Regions from separate parts of the Homo sapiens genome. Here region 2 is linked to region 1. A link is a contact called in ENCODE Hi-C or POLR2A ChIA-PET data. All regions are on one chromosome and are shown on one strand. The core of a region is the stretch at or near the end of the contact, and the rest is flanking DNA. Distances in the headings are between cores, read along the strand shown. Region 1 overlaps LOC107987046 (a long non-coding RNA gene). Region 2 holds the start of TPD52L3 (TPD52 like 3).

What was found. A loop is a pair of places that touch in the nucleus more often than their neighbours do. ChIA-PET counts read pairs that join two places held with the same protein, here RNA polymerase II (POLR2A).
Region 2: a map of endothelial cell of hepatic sinusoid shows a loop between it and region 1 (8-fold over the local background). The contact joins the promoter of TPD52L3 here to the enhancer-like site in region 1. A Hi-C loop is called at or near these places in 2 of 168 maps with a recorded cell type or tissue (astrocyte of the cerebellum and endothelial cell of hepatic sinusoid). POLR2A ChIA-PET finds 5 or more read pairs at or near these places in 1 of 52 experiments (common myeloid progenitor, CD34-positive).

Annotation. Positions count from the first base shown.
Region 1 is chr9:6,267,483-6,274,149 of GRCh38, reverse strand. The region is part of intron 2 of LOC107987046 (a long non-coding RNA gene); the gene reads left to right. Among named protein-coding and RNA genes, the nearest start is that of IL33, 55 kb to the right of the region's middle. Within about 2 kb of position 1,834, at least 5 of the 41 ENCODE cell types and tissues checked have a DNase peak (open chromatin) inside an H3K27ac peak, as active enhancers do.
Region 2 is chr9:6,323,884-6,330,408 of GRCh38, reverse strand. TPD52L3 (TPD52 like 3) reads right to left here and starts at 2,034. Exons shown (of 2, transcript NM_001001874.3): 1 at 1,447-2,034. The coding sequence starts at 1,813. LOC107987046 (a long non-coding RNA gene) reads left to right here and starts at 2,141. Exons shown (of 3, transcript XR_001746614.2): 1 at 2,141-2,208.

The DNA.
Region 1 (6,667 bases), core at 585-3,084:
GCACTGATTTGAGACTTTGCTAAAATAAGCATTTAATGTTGTAAACTTCCCTTTAAACATTACTCTAGCTGTGTCCCACTTATTTTGACATATTACATTTATTTTCATTTAAATAAAATATTTTCTAATTTTCGTTGTGATTTTTTTGGGGTATATAGTTATGGAAAAGTATTGTTTAATTTCCAAATACTTGGAGATTTTCCAAATATCTTTCTCTTATTGACTTCTAATTTAATTCTAATGTGGTCAGGTAAGTTTTTTGTTTTTTTTTTTAGAGAGAAACTTACTCTGTTGGCCAGGCTGGAGTGCAGTGGCATGATCTCGGCTCACTGCAACCCCTACCTCCCAAGATCAAGAGATTCTCATGCCTCAGCCTCCGGAGTAGCTAGGACTACAGTCGTGGGGACTACCATGCCCAGCTATTTTTTCTGTATTTTAGTAGAGTTGGAGTTTAGCCATGTTGGCCAGGTTGGTCTTGAACTCCTGGCCTCGAGCGATCCACCCGCTTCAGCCTCCCAAAGTGCTGGGATTGCAGGTGTGAGCCACTGCGCCCAGCCTGAGAACATACTTAATGTGATTTCAGTTGTTTTGTGTTTCTTGGTGAATGTTCTAGGTGCTTTGAAAATAATGTATATTCTGCTGTTGTTAGGTAGAGTGTTCTGTAAATGTCCACTAGGTCAATTTAGTTGATAGTGTTGTCAGTCTTCTCTATAATTAATGATTTTTTTTGGTATAATTATTCTGTCAAATACTGAAAGAACAGTCTTATAAAGTTTCTCAAACTGTTATTGGACCATTCCAGATTCTTTCCTAAACATGCCTTCCCTGGCTCAGTAGTATTTGGGCAGGACCTGTAGTAGAGCAGGCACCAGCCAAGTAATCAAATATTAGTATCCTTTGGCTGGCTCCCCAAATTTAGCCATATTTTTTTATTTTATGGGAAATGTTCACTTTTGGTTTCCAATAAATAAAGGGAAGGGGATTTTTTTCCTCTTTACAAACTTAGTGTTCCTCAAAAAGATGACTTTTTGGCCAGGTGCAGTGGCTCACACCTGTAATCCCAGCAATTTGGGAGGGCAAGGTAGGAGGATCACTTGAGGCCAGAAGCTCAAGACTAGGCTGGGCAACATAGTGAGACCTCATTTCTACAAGAAACAAGAAAAAAATTAACCAGGCGTGGTGGCACATGCCTGTAGTGACAGCAACTCAGGAGGTTGAGGCAGGAGGATCACTTAATAAGGTGGGAGGTTGAGGCTGCAGTGAGCCGTGATTACCTCTTTGCACTCCAGCCTGGGCAACAGAGCGAGACCCTGCTAAAAAAAAAAAAAGTAAGATGACTTCTATCACCTCTTAGTCCTCTTTTACAAGGAAGGGGAAGGATGTGTCAAGGGAGAGACTGCTGCCCCAAATAGCTGAATTTCAAATATTGGGTACTTTACTGTTTTTGTTTCTAGCAATGGGGTCTTGGTGATAGTTCCAGGGAAAAATAGGAAAAATTCTATTAAATAAGTTGTAGTTGCATGAAACTGAATTACTAAATCAGTTCATCCTGTTCTCCTTAAAATGCTTTACCATAATTACTTAAGATTGCTCACTGAATAGATACTGTTTAGGCCAAACTGGTAGTGTCCCAGCTAAGGCTCATTCCAAAATTCCAAACTGTTTGTTTAATGTCATGGAATAAAATAATTCTTTTAACAGAAGCAAAGGCCACTATTGCACAATATCATATTATCAGCACCAACAAGTAGAAACATAGTTAGCTCTCTTGGCTGTGTTTAACTTACAAAACACTCTGTTTGAGGACTCATACAGCTGCAATGTTCTGACCTAAGGGAGCATCTGGCCAGTTCCTCCTTTGTTTGTTTTCCTTGAGTGTGACTCTTTGACAAGTAGGCCTCTTTTGAGGGGAAAGAAAAAGGCTGGTTGGGTTTTAAATTATAAATGAATGTGGAGGAGGAGAAATAGGATTAACACTGGTTGACCTAATTTATGCTAGGCATTGTGCTAAGTGCTTACGGTCATGTCCTTATCCCATCTTCTCAAAATCCCTGTCTAAGTGATGTATTAGCCCCATTTTATAGGCAAAGAGACTGAGGTTCAGAGTGGAATGAAGTCCCATAGCTGGAAGAAATTGAAATTAGAACCAGGATCTCTCTAGTACCAAAGTTCATGCTCTTTTTTGTCTATCATGCTTCTATTAATATGGAGGCTCAACACAAAAGTAACCCACAATCCGTGGCTGCTTTATTGATTAGTTCTGTGGTTTCTGGAATGGTCCTACTCAAATGTGATTGGCAGTTGAGTCCATAAAAATGCCACATTTCTCTTTAGGTTTAGTGTGTTAAGGAAGCTTTGATCATGTCATGTACCTTAAGCAGAACCTGACTATTTTTGTCTTAGATAAATTTGACGTTGTATAATACTGACATCTCTTTGGACTCCAGCCTTTGCAAATATTAGGCTCAATGTCAGGAATGAATAGTGAGCAGCAGCTTAGGGCCTCAGCCTAGGCAAGAAGGGGGGACTAGGAAAGTCCAAAGATTGATAAAGAGAAAGCTTACAGGCAGGCAGGCAACTCCAGGTGTCAGAATTCAGGATAAAGCAAGTCTCTTTTTTATCTCAGTCTCAGATATTACAGACCCAAAAGGTCTTGCTGTGAGAGAGAAGATCATGCAAAGAAGTAACCTAAAGTCCAGGTGATCAGTGACCATGCATCATATCTAAATGGTGCTGTTCCATAGGCAATTGGAAGCACAGCTGGCTTGCAACTCAGGAAGAATATCTGGTCTGGAGAGTTATCAGTCAATAAAGGGGCAGCTAAAACCCTGGGAGCTGATGATCTTGGGCAGGGGAGTGTGGAGGGCAATGTGGAGTGAGGAATGAAGAGGGTCAGGGGTCTGAGAGTCCTTGATGTCTGTTAACTACTCCTTCCTCAACCTGCAGCAGGCTTCCAGCTGTTCTGAACACTTCCTATCCACTCTGTTAGTTAAGGAAAGGGAGGACCTTGAGATGGCTGAACACACAACAGCCAATACCGGTCAGATGAGATTGGCAGTGGTTTATTAGTCACATATACACACAGGGTGGGGAAAGAGCAACCCCACATGCCATGAGGGGCCACATAGAGCAGAGTGAACCAGCAGAGGCTTTGGGAGGCTAAACTGAGTTCAGAGGTTTGTCTATTCATGGAACTGGACATTCTAATTATTGAGTTGAGACTGTATTTGCAACTTAATATGACAGTAGGACTGTCTATTACTTAAGAATGAATGGAAAAGTATAAGAGGGAGGAGTTGAATAAAGGGATGGTGGAAGACAACTAATGTTTTGATTACCAACTGTGCTTCAAGATTTTTGAATGTACCAATTATATTTCCAACTGTATTTCCATTTAATAATCCCATTGTCAGTTGACCCTCAACCTGTCCTAACAAACTCATTATCTTCCTTCATACTAATTTCTGTTTCCCACCTCCTCATTTCTGTTTCTGACAGCGTCATTTTCTCAAGTGATACTCCTGCCTCAGCCTCCCAAAGTGCTGGGATAATAGATGTGAGCCAGCATGCCTGGCTGCTAAAATTTTTATGGAATTCTGTAGAATTCTTGTGTCTCTGTTGATGAAAAACATTGGTCTGTAGTTTTCTTGTATTGTTGTTTTTGATATCAGTGTATTTTGCCTCATAGAAAAATTAAATAAAACTTCCTCCTCTTCAGTTTTTCTGAAAGAGTTTGTATATATTTCATATTATTTCTCCTTAAATGTTTGGAAGAATTCACTAATGAAGGTTGAAGTTTTCTTATGAGATTTTGAGCTTTACATTTAATTTCCTTAATAGATAGAGGGCTATTAATGTTTCCTGTTTCTTCTTGAGTGAATCTTGGTAGTCTGTGCCTCTCAAGGAATTTGTCTGTTTTCATTACGGTTGTCAAATTTATTGATGTAGTGATGCCTATAATATTTCCATCTTATTATTTTTAATATCTTTAGAATCTCTACTGATGTTAACTCTCTTATTATGGATAATGGTAATTTGTGTCCTCTTTCTTTTTTTTTCCTGATCAGTCTAGACAAAGGTTTATCAATTTTATTGATTTTTTCAATATACAACTTTTGATTTCTCTATTTTTTTCTGACCTATTTAATATTAATAAATTATTATATAAATTTTTAGTTATCCAATTCCTGTGTCTTGGAACATCTGCACTTTTATGCAATGATCTTTTGAAGGATTTTTACTATTACATTTTTTATATTTATAATGTAATATTCTATGCATATTGCTGTGGTCCGAATGGTTGTGTCCCCCCAAGTGTTGAAATTCTAACCCCCAAGGTGATGGTATTAGGAGGCGAGACCTTTGGGAAGTTATTAGGTCATGAAGGTGGAGCCTTCATGAGTAGAATTTGTGCCTTATAAAAGAGACTCCAGAGAGTTAGGTAGCCATTCTGGCCATGTAAGGTTATGACCAAAAGATGCTGTCTAGGTTGAAAAGGCCCTTGCGAGACAATGAATCTGCCAGTGCCTTGATCTTGGATTTCCCAGCCTACAGAACTGTTAGAAATAAGTTTATGTTGTTTATAAGCTACCCAGTTAATTTTGTTATCATGGCCTGAATGAACTAAGACATATATGAAAGAATTTATGAAACCTATTTGTAGGTTGAGAAGTATAAATAAATATCTATTTCTTTCGTAGATTCGTTTTGTAGATTAATACCTGTCAGATTTCATCTTTCTGATTTCTGCTTCGTATTTTATCTCTCAGAAAATAAATTCTCTTAAAGTTGTGGAGTCATTTGATTGTGTTCTAATTGTACCTAAGAAAAAGTGTTCTTCTTATCAGTCGGGTTGGTTGGTTTTTCTAAGCTAACTTTCACTGAGTGCTTGCTATGTGCCAGGCAATTCTTATCAGTGGCCTGAGAAGCAGGTGTTACCTTCATGTCTTCTATGGGTTAAGTTTGCTTTAAGGCATATTCAACAGAAAACCCAACACTAGCTTAAGCAAACATGGGTTTATTTTTCTCTCAACATAAAGTTTGCAGTTAGTACTACAAGATTGATATGGCAGCTCTCCAATGTCACATGCGACCTGGTATCTTACATTAGTTTCCCCAGGAGGAGATCCTGAGTTAAGGATTATGATAATGTGATTTACTAAGGAAGTATTCCCAAGAAATACTGATAAGGCAGTCAGGTCAGGGCAGGGCAAGACAGGGCAGGGACAAGCAGGAATCTAAGAATGTGATCTCATGCTAAAGTGCAGAACAGGGCAGATTCAGCATGAGCCCCATGGGAGAATTTTTGAGTGAAATTTAAGACAGAGGTATTCCACCCAAGAACTGGGGAGCTGGGCTTTCAAAAGCCTTGTGAGGCTGGTGGGAGTAATGCAAACTCATAGACATTTTCATCTCTCCATGCGAGGGGGCAAAGCAGCATCAATACCACAAAGGCAATCCTTACAAGAGCTACAAATGCTGGATTTTGAAAGAACATGGAAGATAGTGGTGGTATGGGTGTGTGGCACATATGGAAATAGTATCAAATAATCCAATATAAAGAAATCCAAGGGAATTTGGACAGAGCACCAATATTGTCTACTACACCAGGATTCCTTCATCTTTCCCTCCTGCCTTTTTTTTTTTTTTGAGATAGACTCTTGCTTTGTCACCCAGGCTAGAGTACAGTGGCGTGATCTCAGCTAAATGCAGCCTCTGCCTCCCAGGTTGAAGCAATTCTCCTGCCTCAGCCTCCCGAGTAGCTGGGATTACAGGAGTGCGCCACCATACTCAGTAATTTTTGTATTTTTAGTATAGATGGGGTTTCATCATGTTGGCCAGGCTGGTCTTGAACTCCTGATCTCAAGTGATCTGCCCACCTTGGCATCCCAAAGTGCTAGGATTACAGGCGTGAGCCTGGCCGGGCCCCTCCTGCCACTTCTAATCTGTAGGCCTTTGTCCCCATGCTCATCACCTTGTGGTCAGAAGTTAGCTGCTCTGCATTCAGCATCCTATCTATGGCTCAGGCAGGAAGAGAAGGGGTAAAAGACTGAAAAAGGGCATGCCAGTCAAATATGTCTTTTTAAAAGAAGTTTTTCTTAAACCATTATCCTGCTTATATTTTATTGTCCAGAACTATGCCAAATGGTTACCCCATCTAGCTGCATGGGAATCTGGGAAAGAGTGTATTTTTAGTTGTGTGCACTGTTGTCTGGTAAAAAAAAAAAAATGAGGGTCTATTGGTAAAGCAGTAGGGATGGTGGTTGTGGATATTAGGTAGACAATTACAATATTTGGTACTCCCTATTTACAGAGGAGAAATAGATATTGAGAGAGGTTACTTACCTTACCAAAGTTGCACAGCCTATAAGCAGCAAACCAACCCTGCTCTTAATACATTGGACACTGATTCACGTGATCTCTTTGTGGGCGCATCCTCTGTGCTAGGGACTGTAATTAAACTTGGACAAGTATTTCATCTTTGTATTAGTCAGGGTTCTCCAGAGGGACAGAACCAGTAGGAGATAGATAGATATAGATATATATATATATATATAGCTATATAGATATATATATATATAGCTATATAGATATATATATATAGATATATATATATCTATATATATATACACACACACACAATGTATATATACACTCTATCTATCTA
Region 2 (6,525 bases), core at 785-3,284, 56 kb before region 1:
CTCTGCCCACAGCCAATAAGATGCAAACTTCTATCTCAGGCAGTGTGTCTAGAGGAGTGAAAGAGGCTCCCAGATCTTGGCATTTTGAAAATGGAAAAGGAAAACAAACAAAAAGTATATTCGTGTGAAAATCAGATATCAGAAAATTCAAACAAGCACCGTCCAGGTTCCTACTGTCTTGAGCTCTCCAGAGGGTTATATTCTGCTTCCTTCTCCTTTAGGGTTTCCTAAAAAGAAGGGCAGACTTGGAGTTAAGAGCAAAGATGTATAGTTAGGTCCATTCAAAGGCATAACAGCCAGCATCACAGGGGACAGACGTTCTTTTTAAAATGTTCCTTGAGACAGGGGTTTATCTTTCTTGAATTTGGCTATACCTGTTTTCCTCCAGCCCCTCAGCTGGAGGTGGTAACTAACTAGGAATTGCTGCCAGAGAGGCAATTTCTTCCTTTTAAGTGAAGTGCTGCTATGGCAAAGACATGCTGCTTCAAGGGTTAAACTTTAAAACACTCATTTTGATATATAAAGAAATTATAAACAAAGCACAAGGCAAAGTTGCAATTTCAGTTTGTGTTCAAAGTAGTAATAATTTCCTAAACTGACACTGTTGTTTTGCTTAGTCCAGACCTTTGAAAACAAACGAGTTTTACAAAAGCTATATTAGTAATGTAACAATTAGTGCACTACCACTATTTTCCCCTCTTTTTCTGAGTCTCAGAGAAGATGAAGTTTTCTTGATCATCTTTTTAAAATAAAAGTTGTAGGCCAGGTGAAGCTTTCAAGGTGACTTTGAGACTGAGGGAAGGAAGGAAATGGGGAAGGGAAAACAAACAAACAAACCAAAAAAACACTACAGATTACTTCATACCTCTTTCAAGCTTAAACAGAACTCTACTTTGGCTTTCTAATAAGCTAGTTTTCCAAAAGAGAGTTTGGGCTTTGGCCTAAGACCCCTCTGGAGCCACTGACTTGCCCATTAGATACAGTCTCAGGAAAGCTAATATAATGGCACATTTCGTCTACAAACTTAAGTGAAAAATAACCAGGTACAAAACTTTGGGTTCTCTATCTTAAAAGCAGCAAATATCTGTGTTCTTTTCTCAAAACTGGATTCTGTCAATTTCCTGAATTAACCACTTTACCATTGTGGTTTGCTTGCTTGTTTTTGTTGGGCAGAGTTGCAAATGTAATAAGGGAAGGGGGTCCTTGCACTGGTTTAGTACCAGGCAAGGTTACCAAGGGGGCTCATTCTGGTTCCAGAAAGTGGAGATGGTCATCCTCACTCTCCAGAACTGGGAGTGGCTCATTCCCACTCCCCGGAATCTGGAGTGGGTCTTCCCCACACCCCAAAACTGAGAGCAGATCAACCCCACCCTCCGCAGAAGAAAGACAGTCAGGGCCAAGCTCTTTTGCCCCCTGAGACTTTGGACTTGATTGTCCCCATCAGACCTTCAAAAGATCTGAATGTGGCCGACTTCTTCACGCCTCCAAGCTTCCTGCAGATGAGAGTGCCCATGGTGGACAGAGCAGCTGATGTCTTCTGTTTCACATAGGTGTTGGAGACCTGAACATCAAGCCAGCTCTTGGACAGATTCTGTCTCAGCCCTACCAAGGCGGTGAGGCCTAACTTCCTCTTGAGTTCCCCACAGCGTCTCTCTTTGGCTGCTAGTACGTGGCGTAGGGTTACAATTTCAGCCTCCAATTTAGTGAGTTTGGTTTTGAGCTCTCTTTGCTCGGGCTCTGTCAGATCCTCCAGTTCAGAAGTCGAGTGGGATTCATATGTGCCCACAGAGGTCTCTGTCCTGGCATGTGGCATGGACTGGGAAAGAAGATCTTCGTTAAGAGAGTCCAGGTCCAATTCTTGGTAGAAAGAGTCGAATTATTGGGCTGCAGAGAAATAATCTTGGCCAGCAGAGTCGAAATCTAGGCCTGCAGGCTCAGACTCTTGGCAGGTGGAGTCAGATTTCAGGCGGGAGGGATCCATGGCCCAGCTGGTACAATGGACACCTTGACAGTTGAGTTGACGACCTGGCCTGTGAAGTAGACACGCTAGCTCGTGGTGTTCACTTCCGGGTGGTGGGGGTGGGGAGCCGGGCTGGTCAGGGTTGCGGAGGTGGGACTTCCCGCCCAAACCGCGAGGCTGTAGAATCAGTGCTCAGCTGAGGCGCAACCCACACTGGCGGCATTTTGGCATTGCGAGGACCTCCTGAGGTAGGCAGTGCAGAGATTATTGTCGAAAAGAGAGGAATTTCTCCTGACATGGTAAATGACAAGCCCTGGCCTTCAAACCAAAGCGTCAGGCAACTGTTTTCCACCACACCAGCTCCAACACTTGAAAATCATTTAAACATCATTGTGCTAGTATGAATTTTCAGTTTTGCAGTTGCATTTTCTTTATTCCGCCCTACCTCCACTCACATTTCTGGAAGCATGTCTGCCTACATTCAAGGTTACCTGTTGTGGGAGGTAGTCTGCACAGTAAAGTAAAACTAGTTAAATAGGATCTATCAGAGTGTGGATCCACTCTCCCCTGCCAACCTGCCACCCCAACCTCCCCCCAACCGTAATTCTGCCGAGAGTAAACTTATGCAATGGAAAAATCAGGACGTTAATCCAGTGAGGTCTTGTGGTCGAGCTTCACTTAGCTCATTCTATGGCTGCCTATTCTCAGAGAATATTCTTGAGCAAGTCTTAGACTCTAGTGATTTTGTTGGATATTCTTGTAATTCTTGCGAGCATGATCTTGTGGAACATAATTTGATCCTCAGCAAATTTCAGCAGTTTGCCCTACTCATGCCTATGTGGCTACAATGAAGCATCCAGCTGTGCATTCAAACCAACTTCAGCCCTCCTTTGAGTTTATGTTCTATAACCCTTTCACATAATTTAGTAGTGTTTATTATTGCCTTGTCCTGAGTGGTGTGTTTCCCTAAGTTAAAAAGTGAGAATTGTTCTTGTAAACATGAAGGCTGATGGAGGATTTGGCTATGTGTTTAAAGGCCTGAAAAGGGCAGCAAGGACTCCCTAAAAACCAATTTGTTCCAGAGGGTAGACTTTTCCTCTATTGCCTGTAGAAACACTAGTGGTTTCAGGAACACTCCCAGACTCTGAATCAGAACTCCTCTTTCAAACCTGAGACTAAAGGGTAAAGAAATCCCTGAATTATGCTACATAATATAGAACACACATTGTCTCTTCAAAGTTGAGACTCCAAATCACCAAATCTGAACTTGCACTTGATTTTACTTCTCTGTATTATTTCAACCACCAACCTTGATGCCTATTTTCTTTATAAGCTTCCTCATCCTTCAGTGTATACTATGAAATCTTTTATTAAGCCTTGATTCCTTTTGACAGAGAATGGTTTTTTTTCTCATAGCAAAACTGAGCTTTTCAGACACTTAGTTGCCAGATCCCACATCAAGACATACCCTGTCATTCAAATAGGAAAATAAGAAGTCAAATTATTTCTTTTTCAGATGATATGATTCCATATCCAGAAAACCCGAAAGGCTCCACCAAAAGGCTCCTGGAACTGATAAATGACTTCAGTAAAGTTTCAGGATATAAATTCAGTATCATTTCTATATATCAATAATGTGGCCGGGCGCGGTGGCTCACACCTGTAATCCCAGCACTTTGGGAGGCTGAGGCGGGCGGATCACGAGGTCAGGAGATCGAGACCATCCCGGCTAAAACGGTGAAACCCCGTCTCTACTAAAAATACAAAAAATTAGCCGGGCGTAGTGGCGGGCGCCTGTAGTCCCAGCTACTTGGGAGGCTGAGGCAGGAGAATGGCGTGAACCCGGGAGACGGAGCTTGCAGTGAGCCGAGATCCCGCCACTGCACTCCAGCCTGGGCGACAGAGCGAGACTCCGTCTCAAAAAAAAAAAAAAAAAAAAAAAAAAAAAAAAAAAAAAATAGACAAAAGACATGAACAGACACTTTTCAGAAGAAGACATACAAGTGGCCAACAAACATATGAAAAAACATATGAGAAAATGTTCCACATCACTAATCATCAGAGAAATTCAAATCAAAACTGTAATGAGATAACATCTCACACCTGTCAGAATGGCTATTCTTAAAAAGTCAAAAAACAACAGATGTTAAGAAGGCTATGGAGAAAAGGAAATGCTTATACACTTATACACTTGTGGTGGGAATGTAAATTCAGCTACTGTGGAAAACAGTTTATAGATTTCTCAAGTAACTTAAAACAGAACTACCATTAATCCAGCAATCCCATTACTAGGTGTATATGCAAAAGAAAACAAATCATCCTATTGAAAAGACACATGCACTCATATGTTCATCACAGCACTGTTCACAATAGCAAAGACATGGAATCAACTTAGGTGCCCATCAATAGTGGATTGGATAAAGGAAATGTGGTATATATACAGCATGAAATACTACACAGGAATAAAAAAGAATGAAATCATGTCATTTCCAGGAACATGGATGCAGTTGGAGGCCATTATCCTAGGTGAATTAATGCAGGAACAGAAAACCAAATACCACATGTGCTCACTTATAAATGGGAGCTAAACATTGGATACTCATGGTCATAAAGATGACAACAATAGACACTGGGAACTACTAGAGGGGGAAGTGGGTGGGTGGGGGAAGGGTTGAAAAACTAACCACTGGGTATTCTGCTCAGTATCTGGGTGATTAAATCATTCATAACCCAAACTTTGGCATCACACAATATACCCAAGTAACAAGCCTGCACATGTACCTCTGAATCTAAAATAAAAGTAGAAAAAAAAAAAGACAATAGCCTCTGGAAAGGATGCTCCTTATTGGCAGTGTTCTGATCTCCTGAGTAAACCTGGCTAAAGAAGTAATACAATGGAACAATCCATTTTATTAGGCTTATGCATAAGCACATACGAAACAATATTTATGTTTTGAAAACATAGATCTATCAAATGAAATTTTATTTAATTTATAGTGATAGTAACCAATTGTTTGTATAAGCTATCCTTTTAAGGTGTAAAATACCAAACACTCACCCCATAATTGTAAAATTTCACATCTCTAGATGAGACAATGGAATCCTCTATATTACACAGAAAGGCTCATAAAACTTTTCATATAAAACTGAAAGCTTTTTGATGCTATTTATTTAAATACTAAAAATAGCCAAAGTATTTGATTCAGGAACTATAAAGAAAAAGCTTGAGATTATTTGTAATCCTACAGTGGTTTGATATCCTTTGTTTCCAAGGAGGACACCACTGACCCATTTTTGATAAAGAAAGAACTGAGTTATGTCTCTAGTAAGGGTGATGGATTACACTGATCTTTTGTAAAGTAAAGGTAAGTGGTATAATAAAATGATTTTTTCTCTTTATATGTAGAAGCCTGTATATATTATGTTCTATAAATAAATTCCTAAAGCTTGAATATGAAAACAAAGCCATATCCTCCAGCAGGTCTGGGTTATTTGGGAATAGAAGAAGTTAGATCGTAGTGAGTGATACTCAAGTTTGGAAATGATTAGGAACTTGTATCAGTGCCGGCAGTTTTAACCATTTGACTTATTTTGTTATAAATGATCAATATAGAGCTTTCTGATTACATTGATGATTCAGATTGCTTCTAAAGAACTGACAACTCACCTTGCAGTCTGGTCATTTGCACTGCTAGATTTAACCTAGTGAGTTCTCTAAGGCTTTATTTCTAATATTTAAACAGTTTTTTTTCTGGTGTTCAACTACTATAATTCTAGCTGAATGCAAGGAAAAATACTTAAATATCTAATTAAGCCTGAAAATAAGGCACATAGCTGAAACCCTACTCCAGTCAGAATGTTTTAAGAGTAAGAGAAAATTGGTAGTTGGGCTTTTCTTGTGGAAAGCCAGAATATTATATTTGATTTCAATTTGCAAGTTATTTTCACTACTATCTCACATCATAGCCCAGCTCCATCAATAATATATGTAGTCACCTCTCCATATTCTCCAGCATGAACAGGAATATTGACTGCAGTTTACAACAGCAAGCATTACTGCTATCAGTCTTCATATTTCAGTGGTTAAGTTGATCTTCATTTAGGATGAGGATGATATTTTCTTTCAGCAGCTCTCCTATTTGGACTAATTAGCTTAAAAATACTTAGGTGTACTATAGGTTAGGATTTTCCTGTCTGACATCAAAATATACTATCGGTGTATTAAATCAACATTAGAGCTTATTGCTGTTATTCACCCTCTTTGGTGGTATATAATGGTGGTAGGGGTACTGGGGGAATCAAATTAAGATTCAGAGTCCAGTTGTGTCTGAAGAACTGTATTCCCCTCCTCTGTCATGCCCATTTACATGGGTTAATACGTAAGGGAGGAAGGGGCTTTCAAGGAGGAAGTTTTTTTTTTTTTTTCCTCAGGTCTTAGAGGTAGAAGAGGAATCATAAGGAGAATGAGGGATGGAAAGAAGGGAAAGAAAAATGATCAAATGATGTAGGAACTTCCCTAGATTAAAAAATGAGGGTTCTTCTTGTTGAAACATAAAAGCTTTGTA